Regions from separate parts of the Homo sapiens genome. Here regions 1, 2 and 3 are each linked to region 4. The links are chromatin loops, found by intact Hi-C in ENCODE. Cell type or tissue: Caco-2. All regions are shown on one strand.

What was found. Hi-C counts contacts between places; a loop is a spot of excess contacts. Peaks named below come from ENCODE experiments on the same cell type or tissue, not always from the same donor. Only the 100,000 strongest peaks of a DNase experiment are listed, where the experiment ranks them.
Region 1: a loop joins it to region 4, with 5 times the contacts of the local background. A loop is called at or near these places in 3 of 110 quality-filtered maps.
Region 2: it touches region 4 in a loop (6-fold over the local background); 2 of 110 quality-filtered maps call a loop at or near these places.
Region 3: it touches region 4 in a loop (5-fold over the local background); 3 of 110 quality-filtered maps call a loop at or near these places.

Annotation. Positions count from the first base shown.
Region 1 is chr15:53,861,191-53,863,690 of GRCh38, forward strand. It overlaps a transcript of UNC13C not described here. Among named protein-coding and RNA genes, the nearest start is that of WDR72, 100 kb to the left of the region's middle. In Caco-2, no CTCF peak of the experiment used is centred here; DNase peaks (open chromatin) are centred at 1,281 and 1,441; H3K4me3 peaks cover 177 bases.
Region 2 is chr15:53,829,999-53,832,498 of GRCh38, forward strand. No RefSeq gene overlaps it. Among named protein-coding and RNA genes, the nearest start is that of WDR72, 72 kb to the left of the region's middle. RefSeq lists an enhancer at 1,898-2,399. In Caco-2, no CTCF peak of the experiment used is centred here; DNase peaks (open chromatin) are centred at 1,203 and 2,063; H3K4me3 peaks cover 211 bases.
Region 3 is chr15:53,843,522-53,846,021 of GRCh38, forward strand. It overlaps a transcript of UNC13C not described here. Among named protein-coding and RNA genes, the nearest start is that of WDR72, 85 kb to the left of the region's middle. In Caco-2, no CTCF peak of the experiment used is centred here; DNase peaks (open chromatin) are centred at 560, 960 and 1,310.
Region 4 is chr15:53,924,726-53,927,225 of GRCh38, forward strand. It overlaps a transcript of UNC13C not described here. Among named protein-coding and RNA genes, the nearest start is that of UNC13C, 52 kb to the right of the region's middle. In Caco-2, no CTCF peak of the experiment used is centred here; a DNase peak (open chromatin) is centred at 1,100; H3K4me3 peaks cover 258 bases.

The sequences.
Region 1 (2,500 bases), 64 kb before region 4:
AATATGTTCAAGGACTCTATATGTGAGACCTCCTGCTAAGTTTATACTTTGTAATTAATTTGTATTACTTGGGTATAGTTATCTAAAAGGTAAGAATCGAATCAAGTATGTTTTATTATTCAGTCTTTGTGTTTATACAAGGATATAATTGGAAACTTTATCACTTGCTTTCTAAAAGATAATGGTATTAAATAGCCATCTGAAACATAAAATGACTCAACTCCATATTTTTTGCGTGTTGTTATTTTTGTTTTTTTATAAGTTCATTGGATTTCTTTCTATCATAATAAAAATATATCATCTTTATCACACTTGTTCTTAGTCAAAAGGCTGAGAAGCAGTATATGGTGCTTGTCAAAAACTCATTTCTTAGCATGGGTCGTCTAGAAAACAGAGCCTGGGGCAACAATTAAAGTATTGCTGCCTATAGAGGTGCAAACACATGTGTGTTAAGATAAAAGAAAAAAGAAAAGTGAGGTAAAGAAAGACATGAAACACAATGAGTTGGAAGCAGATCCAGCACATTGCTCAGTGGGCATGTTAGCTTGGCCTTCATTACCTCTCCAGAAGAATTGTAAAGAGGAATCATAACCTCAGAGTAGTCCATGGAAGATAGGTAAAAGGGAGAAATGCAACTGCCTACCTTTCTCTTGTCTCTTGTTTTGTATTAGTTGAAGTTCACCCACACTAACTCCCCATAATTCCCACCAGCTCCACTATCTTGTCCCTCCAACTCAGTCCTTGCCTGGTATGTTGCTACTAGCCAGTGTATCATCAGGAGGCATTAAATCTCGGCTGTGAAATGACACCAGATGTATTAGTCTGCTTGGGCTGCTATAACAAAATACCATAGACTGGGTAGCTTAAACAACAGAAATTTATTTTTCACAGTTTTGGAGGCTAGAAGTCCAAGATCAGAGTGGCAGCATGATCGAATTCTGGAAAGGGCTCTATTCCTGGCTTGTAGACAGCCACCTTCTTGCTATGTGCTCATTTTCCTGCACAGAATGAGGTCCAGCTGCTTGTTCTCGTGGTCCAATAACCAGATGCAGACAGACTTGGAACAAGGGTGTTTATTTCTGCAACTGGTTACAGGGAGAAAGTCAGAGTAAATCACCAGACAGACTCAAAATTACAAGTTTTTTTCTAGTGCTCGTGTATATTTTAAGCTCAATGCCTACATGTGGGAGTGCGGCCATAAGCAGGAGTGTTTCATTCAATCTATATCTAATCTTTAACTAGAGCCTGGGGTCTGGAAAGCTTTCTCTAGAGTCTTGGAAAGTTTCTTAAGTGTGTTCTGGTACAAAGTGCATGTTTAAGAATGCTATTATTCTATCAGACTTTAGGGTCTGAGAAAACCCAGGCAGGGTCTTAATAGGTTTGTTTTCACATTCCTGCCCTCATACACCCAGTTTCTCCAGTTCTTTAATGTTTAACTTATGCATTCATCAAAATTATAGTAAAAGGTTAGTGGAAACCGACTGTTCTGGTTGCTACTAGAAACCTGGCCTGCCACACTCACGTTGGGGAGACAGAGCGAAAGCAATCTCTCTGGTGTCTTGGGGGCTTCAGGACCTCATCTTAAACCTAATTGTCTCTCAAAGACTCCATCTGTAAGTAACATCACTTTTTAGGTTAGGGCTCCAGCATATGATTTGAGGGGTAACAACATCTAGTCTGTAGCATTCTGTCCCTGGCTCCCCCAAATTCAAGTCCTTCTTGCATGTAAAATACATTCATTTCATCCCAGTGGCCCTCCAAGTTTTAACTAATTCCAGCATCAACTCTAAAGTCCAAAGTCTCATCTAAATATCACCTAAATCAGATATAGGGGAGACTGTAGGTATGATTCATCCTGAGGTAAAATTTCTCTCCAGCTATAAACCTGTAAAATGAGACAAGTTAATGTGCTTTCAAAATACAATGGTGGACAGGCCTAGGATAGACATTCCCACTGCAAATGGAGAAACCAGAAGGAAGAAAGAGGTGACAGGTCCCAAGCAAGACCAAAGCCTAGCAAGGCAAATTCTATCAGATCTTAAGGCCTGAGACTACTCCTCTTTGGACTGATGCTCTACCCTCCAGGCTGTCTGGGGCGGCAGAGTCATCCCCAAGTCTATGTAGGTTGGCCTCACCCTTCAGATCAGTATTGGGCAGGAAACTGCAGAAGTGACACACATTTCTAATTGTGTAAATTAGTACAATCTTTCTAAAGATCAACTTTGTGATACAAATCAAAAGTCATAAACTGTTACATATCCCTTGATGCAGTAATTCAAGTGATAGCTGTTTATCATAATGATATTGTTATACAGGCACAACAGATTTTAATACAAGAATGCTTATCACAATTTGTATATTATAATGAAAAAGTGGAATCCTCAAGTGTCAACAATCAGAGATTTGTGCAATCATTCAATAGACTAGTATGTAGCCAAAAGGATTGATAATTAATATCATACTCAGAGCATTTAATACTCCATAGAAGATTCAAGGTGTA
Region 2 (2,500 bases), 95 kb before region 4:
ATTTCTGGAAATAATGAAAAAATAGAGCAGAATCCATAGAAACATCTCAGGAATGCCTGTGAAAGCACTATTCTTGATAATGGCTTCTGCATAATGCATCTGTATACGTTTAGCATCTATTTTGTATGTTGTAGAGTTGGCACCTGAATTAATCAAAATTAATGAGCTGGTCCTGCAAATAATGAGCCGTGTCTCAATGACTGTGGTGTTCTCAATGAATGCCTGTTGAATTTAATTCAATTTCAATAATAATCTGCCTCATTAAATGAATGACACAAGTCCTGAGAAAGGCAACTGTATATCTGGCTAGTAATTAGGATAGCTGTGAGCAGATAGATAGGCCCTTGTGGACTCCTTAGACAATAAAATGGGCATTTTATTCAGGTTTTCATCAGGGGAGAGTGTGCTAGAACTGCTGTGACATGGCCTTGGACTCTAATAGATCTGGCTGGAAACCTGATATTACTAGTTATCAGTGACATGAAGTATAATTTCACTCAATTTTCTTATTTATAAAATGGTAGTACTGACTGATACTCCCCTTAGACTTTGACAAGAGACCCTGCATTGGACCCTTCCCTGGTGCTTTTCTGGCTGTGTCCCTACAGATGATGTGAAGAGTTAGCAAGGTAAAGGAGATGTGCTACCCAGAGGCTACAGTGCCCCTCGCTCTGACCCATAGACTGACTCCAAGTATGTGGGACTCAGAATTTCATGTTTGAAGGACTTGGAGCCTGGTTTTGGAGCCTGCAAGAAGCGGCCAAGGACTCCATTTGAGAGGTAAGAGGAGTGTAGATGAAGCTTGTATGTTCTGTCCACAAATGTGGGTGTCCACAAACATGCATTTTAGAGAACAGGGAGGAGAAGAGAATAGGAGTGCTTCTGAGATGGGGCAGCTTTCCTAGGCAGCTGTGTTCCCATGGAAAATTCCAAGTCAGGGTATCTGAAATTTGAACCTGGTGTAGCAGGACGAGCCGCAGACAAGAATCCCTCAGACACCGAGTCGTGGAAGGAAAGGGCTTTATTCAGCTGGGAGCATCGGTGGACTCACGTCTCCAAAAACCGAGCTCCCTGAGTGAGCAATGCCTGTCCCCTTTAAGGGCTTATAACTCTAAGGGGGTCCGCGTGACAGGGTCGTGATCGATTGAGCAAGCAGTGGCTACGTGACGGGGGAGCTGCATGCACCAGTAATCAGAACGGGACAGAACAGGATAGGAATTTTCACAGTGCTTTTCCATACAATGTCTGGAATCTATAGATAACATAACCAGTTAAGTCAGGAGTCAATCTTTAACTACCAGCCTGGGAATGCAGCGCCGGGCTGTCTGACTACTGATTTCACTTCTGTCTTTTCTTTAACTCCTACTTTTTCTTTGAGGCAGAAATTGGTCATAAGACACTATGAGGGGTGGTCTCCTCCCTTACTGGAATTCCAGGTAGTTAAGAGGCCTATTTTTCAAGGTAGGAGTATAGAATATATTTTATTTAGCAGCTTGTCGCTTGATTTTTAAACTATTTTTAAAGATTTTAAAAATTTATGATAATTGTAGATTCACATGCAATTGTAAGAAATAATGCAAAAAGATCATTTGTACACGTTGTCTATTTTCCCCCATTGGTAACATTTTGCAAAACTACAGCATAATATCACAATGAAGATACAGACATCTATACAATCCAAAGATCTTATTTTGATTCCCTCATTGTACTTGTATTCATTGGTATGAATTGGAGTGTATTAAGCTCTACACATTTTATCACCTATGTAGTTTCCTGTATTTGCCTCCATGGTCCAGACACTACACAGTTTTAACACCACAAGCTTTCCTTGTGGGCTTATTTTAAATAAATAGATATATAGTGAGCAAGGAAAAGAAAATCTCAGCACCCTAAACTCCCTATGCCAAAGGGAAAAATTAAGCTTGGAAGCTGAGTCATGCACAAAAACAAACAAACAAAAACCCCAAAACCTGCCTTTCCTTTTGTTCCTAAACAGTTACAAGATAAAAGGCCGCATATCTCCCCGGGTGGCATCCCTCACCCTGAAAATGTAAATTAACAGCTTATCTTTATGAGTGTGGGACAAGAGGAGACTAGAAATTGTCCCCTCCACCCTAAGGCAAATGCATATTTGACTTCTTCCTCTACTCTGTGTTTACTTTATCTTATGTAAAGTGCAGTTTTACTGAGCAAATACATAACTGACTGCTCCTCTACTCCCTCATTTTCATATGCAACATGTGGATTCCGTGAGCGCTAATGAAAGCCTCACAAGAATGTGACCATACTCTTTATCTCTCTTTTTTTCTTTCCTCCTTCCCCATCCTGCCCACTTTTTTCTCTTTAAATATTGAAGCTCTCAAAATTCTCTTTGGAAAAAGTGCAGGCCGCAGATCCTACTGTGCCTTGTGTCTCTTTTTCCCAGGTGCATCCTCAACCTTGGCAAAATAAATCTCTAAGTTGATTGAAGCTTGCCTCAGTCATTTTATTTGGTTTACAA
Region 3 (2,500 bases), 81 kb before region 4:
TACTTATTTTTTTATAAGCAATTAATCATGAGATTAGTAATGCTGTTCAAGGAGGGACCAGTGGGTGAGAAAAGGACCAAGGCTAGAGGTCTGAAGAGGATACTATGTTGTATATGTGGAGAAAAAAGAGCCCATGAAGAAGACTGAAAATGAAGGCCATGTGTGCAGAACAAAGTCAAAGGAGTAAAAGAAACATGTAAGAAACATGTTAATGGCCAGCACATCCCAGGTCAGCACAGAAGCCTGATAAGTTAGATACTAAAAAGTTTCCCTTGAAGTCAGGATTTAGGAAGTCACTAGTGAGAGGAAGTCCATGAGATTTGTTGAGAGGCTCTATTTCAGTGGAGTGAGAATTAAGTGAATATTAAAAAGTGGGCATTGAAAAGTAGAGATAACTCATTGAAGATTCATGGAATAAGAGGAGAAAAGAAATCAGACGGAGTTTAAAATCTTTTCAGAACAGAAGAGCCTGAGCATGCTGATTGGCTGAGGAGCAGCCAGTTTAAAGGAGATGTGACATATAAAAAGGGGAACTGATAATGGAAGGTCCCAGCTGAAGGGAAAAGAAGTGAATCCCAGAGCATACGTAAATGTGTTTCCTGGAGCAGGAGAGACACAACCTCTGAAATCAGAGAAAAGAAGGAAAAAGTGTGTGTCACTGTAGATAAGCATGTTTGTTGCAAATCAGAGAGCTAAGGAAGATCACCACTGAGAATTTTAATATTCTTGGTGAAGTAGAAGGCAAGGTTATCTATGAGATAAGGAAATTTGGTCACTGTTAAAGAGAAACAGAGTCCAATGTCCATTAAAGGCAGCAAAGCAGATTTTATTCAGACTACTGCAATGAGAGAGAAATACTTTGGTATTGACTGAGCTCAGTTTTGTTGAAACAAAATGTGGGATTGTTTGTTTGCTGGGGTGTGACAAAGGAAAAGTACTGAAGGACACTGAGGCAGGGAAGGTGGGTCAATGTGATAAGGTCATCTGTGTATTTGTTAACTGGTGTTTATCGAAGTTAGGCTCCTGCACTCTCATATAGCCTGGAAGACAGAGCTTTAGCATTCTTGACGATGACATTTCAAAGGGCTGACTTTCAGGTTCTTGAGAATGACATTTTTGGGTTGCAGAAGATGCATCTCAAAGGGACAAATGTTTTACAATTGCAAGTTTTCTCAAGTAGAAGGAAGGGTTCCTAAGAAAAAAGAGATCAGGGACCTATAGTCAGATTTCTGCTGGAACGAACAGTAAATTCTTTGGCCAGCATTAAGCTTTTTCAAGCAGGCATGTTAAGGGGACTAGTGACATCATCCTAGAGGCACTACCTTGAGCTGTGAGAAGCCATGCTAGAGGTTGGACAAGGAGAGAGTGTTTGTCACCATGTTGTCTTTGACTTTCTCAAGTTCATACTGAAATGGATGATACAGGTTTATATCCAGGTGTTAAAGCAGTGAGCCTGAACGTATGAGCTAAGTTTAAGCAATCTCAGAGAAAGCTCTCTAAACTGATTATATTAAAAATTGAAGGCGGGGCACAGTGGCTCACGTCTGAAATCCCAGCACTTTGGGAGGCCAAGGTGGGTGGATCACGAGGTCAGGAGTTCGAGACTAGCCTGGCCAATACAGTGAAACCTCGTCTCTACTAAAAATATAAAAATTAGCCCGGGTGTGGTGGCATGCACCTGTAGTTCCAGCTACTCAGGAGGCTGAGGCAGGAGAATCACTTGAACCTGGGAGGCTGAGGTTGCAGTGAGCTGACACCACACCATTGCACTCCAGCCTGGGTGACAGAGCGAGAGTCTCTCAAAAAAAAAAAAAAAAATTATAACAGAATGTTCAGCATGGAACAGTATAGAAAACTGAAATAGAGAAGTAGATCAAAAAGAATACAGCCTCACAACTAGAATCAGAAGAGACTGTGAAGCAGAGCTGGAAGACAACACAGCCCTCCTACTTTGCCTACAGCCTTCAACACAATGTCCTATGATATGAAGTTGGTTTTAATACCACAGCATATTATTTCCTTATGCATTCAGTGTTTTGATCATTCATGAAATTTATTGAATGCTTACTCTATGCTAAGCACGGGTCTAGGGATGCAAAGTTCAATATAATTATAACTACTTATTAATTATGTGTTGTATGTGTTATGTTTAAGCTTAATTTAACTGTCAGTAAATTGTATGTGATTCAGTCCATGAAGTGGTACTGTTTTATGAATGAATCTTTTTATTTCCTATAATGCTATGAATCCAGGGAAATTTTAGGTATTAATAATGAGACATGTTTGAACTGTGGCAGACCCAATTGACACTTGCAGGCAGCATCATTTTTCATTTTTGGGGCAAAATCCTAGCATAAACAGTTCCCCGCTTAGGATGGTTTGACTTACTTCTCTTTTTTTTTACTTTACAATGCTACAAAAGCCTTACACACTCAGTAGAAAACATACTCCAAGTACCAATAAAACCATTGTGTTTTTCACTTTCAGTACAGTATTCAAT
Region 4 (2,500 bases):
CCAAAGAAAGCCTATATTTCATTTGACTAAAATCAAAGACTTTTGAACACTGAATCATTTTGAACACAAAATTCAAACACCAATTCTTATCACAATCAAAATTTACTTTTTAAAGCACAAATAAATTCTGTTGATACCAAAAATTAATGTTTTCCCTTTAAGATGGAATGTTGTTTATAAACTATGTGTTTAGGGTTATATGGTTATACGTGTTTTCTAGCCTGCCTATAACTAAGATTCTCAAGGTGAGATGGGATTTAAGCTATCAATAGAAAATTGTGCTTTCACAGCTGTTATGGGCCAGATATTGAATCAGAAGTTTGTTTCAGTCAATGGTTCTTATAAAGAGAAAACAGCACTTAGTTTCATGGGGAATGTCACAGAAAAAGGGGAATCTGTTTACATTATTTTGTGTCTTTAATGGAGGGAATAAATGTAACCAGCTGATGTGACTGGGATGTTCATGGATTTTTACAGTAATTACATGAGATTCTTATTTCAGATAGTCTCTCATAGGGTAGATATCCTCCCAAAATAAAGGTAAAAGAAAGTATACATCTTTTCTTGTTATAAAATTTAAATGCTATAGTCTATAAAAGAGGAAACACAACAAGACACTTTGTTTGGGACCTGTCAAGATTTCAAACCCCAAAGGGTCTGTGTTTGGCAACACAGCCTGTCCTTCCCATGAGCCAGAGGCTTGTTTTCTCTGTAGCAGTTAGCATTGGCCACACACCTGGATTTGGAAGGACTTCTGAGGTGAGAAAAAACTCACTTTAGAGCTTTAGTATAAAGCTTGTCTTGCAGAATAGAAGTGTCAAGCAGGATAGAAGTGTGTTTGCATGTTAAATTCCGGCTTTTCTTAAACTCCTTAGAAAGACAGACTATCTCTTTTGTTTACATTTTAAAGACATAGCTCTCCCCGTAAAATGACAGGCTCCGAGAGTCTAGCTGCCTCATTTAATCTGTAGTGTCGGGAGAAACAATCCCTGGTGAAAATGTAAACACCAGACTATTATTTACCAGTGACACTAGCTCGCAGCCTAATCTTCAGGTGTCTCCGAAATCTATTTTTAAAGAAAGATCTTCCTTGTTCGGATCTTGTGAATGATCGCCATGCCTGACCAGGTGCTTCTCTTTTGTGACTATTCCTGGCTAGGCCTGTAAAATATGAAATGAATTTGCAGACAAGGCTTCCTTATCTGACTCCAAGAACTTTGTTCCCTTGAAGAGCAACCACGGATTTTGATCAAACCCCAGTGGGAACACAACATATTTTTAAAAGACACCTATCTGGGAGCTTACAAAGCATATTTGTAAGTAATGAATGCATTTGGCCAGGAGCAATACTATTCTTGTTGATTAAAACAAGATGATTTAGTTTTTTAGTTTTTGTTTTTTTTTTCAATGGGGTTAGTATGACTCATAGACATTAAAGCAGAGGTGCTTTCTGAAGAAGGTGTAGGGAGCAGAATCATTATTTTCCCAGAGTTTAATACAAAATAGTCATCTTCAAGGGAGGGTAGGTAATTGTGAAATGGAAAAATAATTTGTAGGATTTGGAATTACAAGCCCTGGATTTGAATAATGGCTGCATGATCCTAGGGAAACCACTTGATTTTTGAAACCTCAGTTCTCTCACATGTGAGAATAATTATTTTTCTTTTATTCTGTGGATCAAAAAAGGGATATCATATGTTTTAAAGTGTTCTATGTATATTAAGGCATCATGATATCACTGCTAATACTATTGAGAGGGGAAGGAAAACACGTAGAGGATAATGAAACAGAAATATTTGTTGTATCCTATATTCCATGCTAGTTATTATGCTATGTATCAAAGAGATAAGGATACAGGACACAGTCACTGGCCTCAAAAAGCATGCCTAATAGGGGAAGGAGGCTTGTCAGAAATATTGCAAGGCAGTGTGGTAAATGGAATAATAGAGATATCTGCCAGATTCTATGACAGCACCACAAAGGAAGCGAGTAACTTGGCTTGGCTTAAAAGGAAGAAGATACCAATCTTTAATGCCTGAATGATTGGTGGGAGTTCACTTCATGTTCCAGAGAGAAGGACATTCCAGAGAGAAGGGCATGGGGGAATGGAACGGCAGGACAGGATCAGGGATCTGCCAATAGTTTTCCGTGCCTATAGCTCTGCCCTTATGTGGGATAAACTGAGTTGGACTGGACAGGTAAGCAGGTGCTGGATTACGGAGGGTTACTTTCCGTGAGTAAGCATTTTCCTCCAGAAAAAGGTCTTAAGCAGATAGATTGTCATCCATTTATTTAACACCCACTTATACAGTATTGTACTTTCTATATTCCAGGCACTGTTCTAAGAGCTTTATAAATGTTAACTCATTTCATCCTCATAACCACCAGGCAAAGTAGATACTATTTTTATTCCAATTTAATTCTGAGGAATACAAAACAGAAAAGTTAAGTAACACTCCCAAGATGACAAAACTAGTGAGTGATGGAATCAGGATTTAAC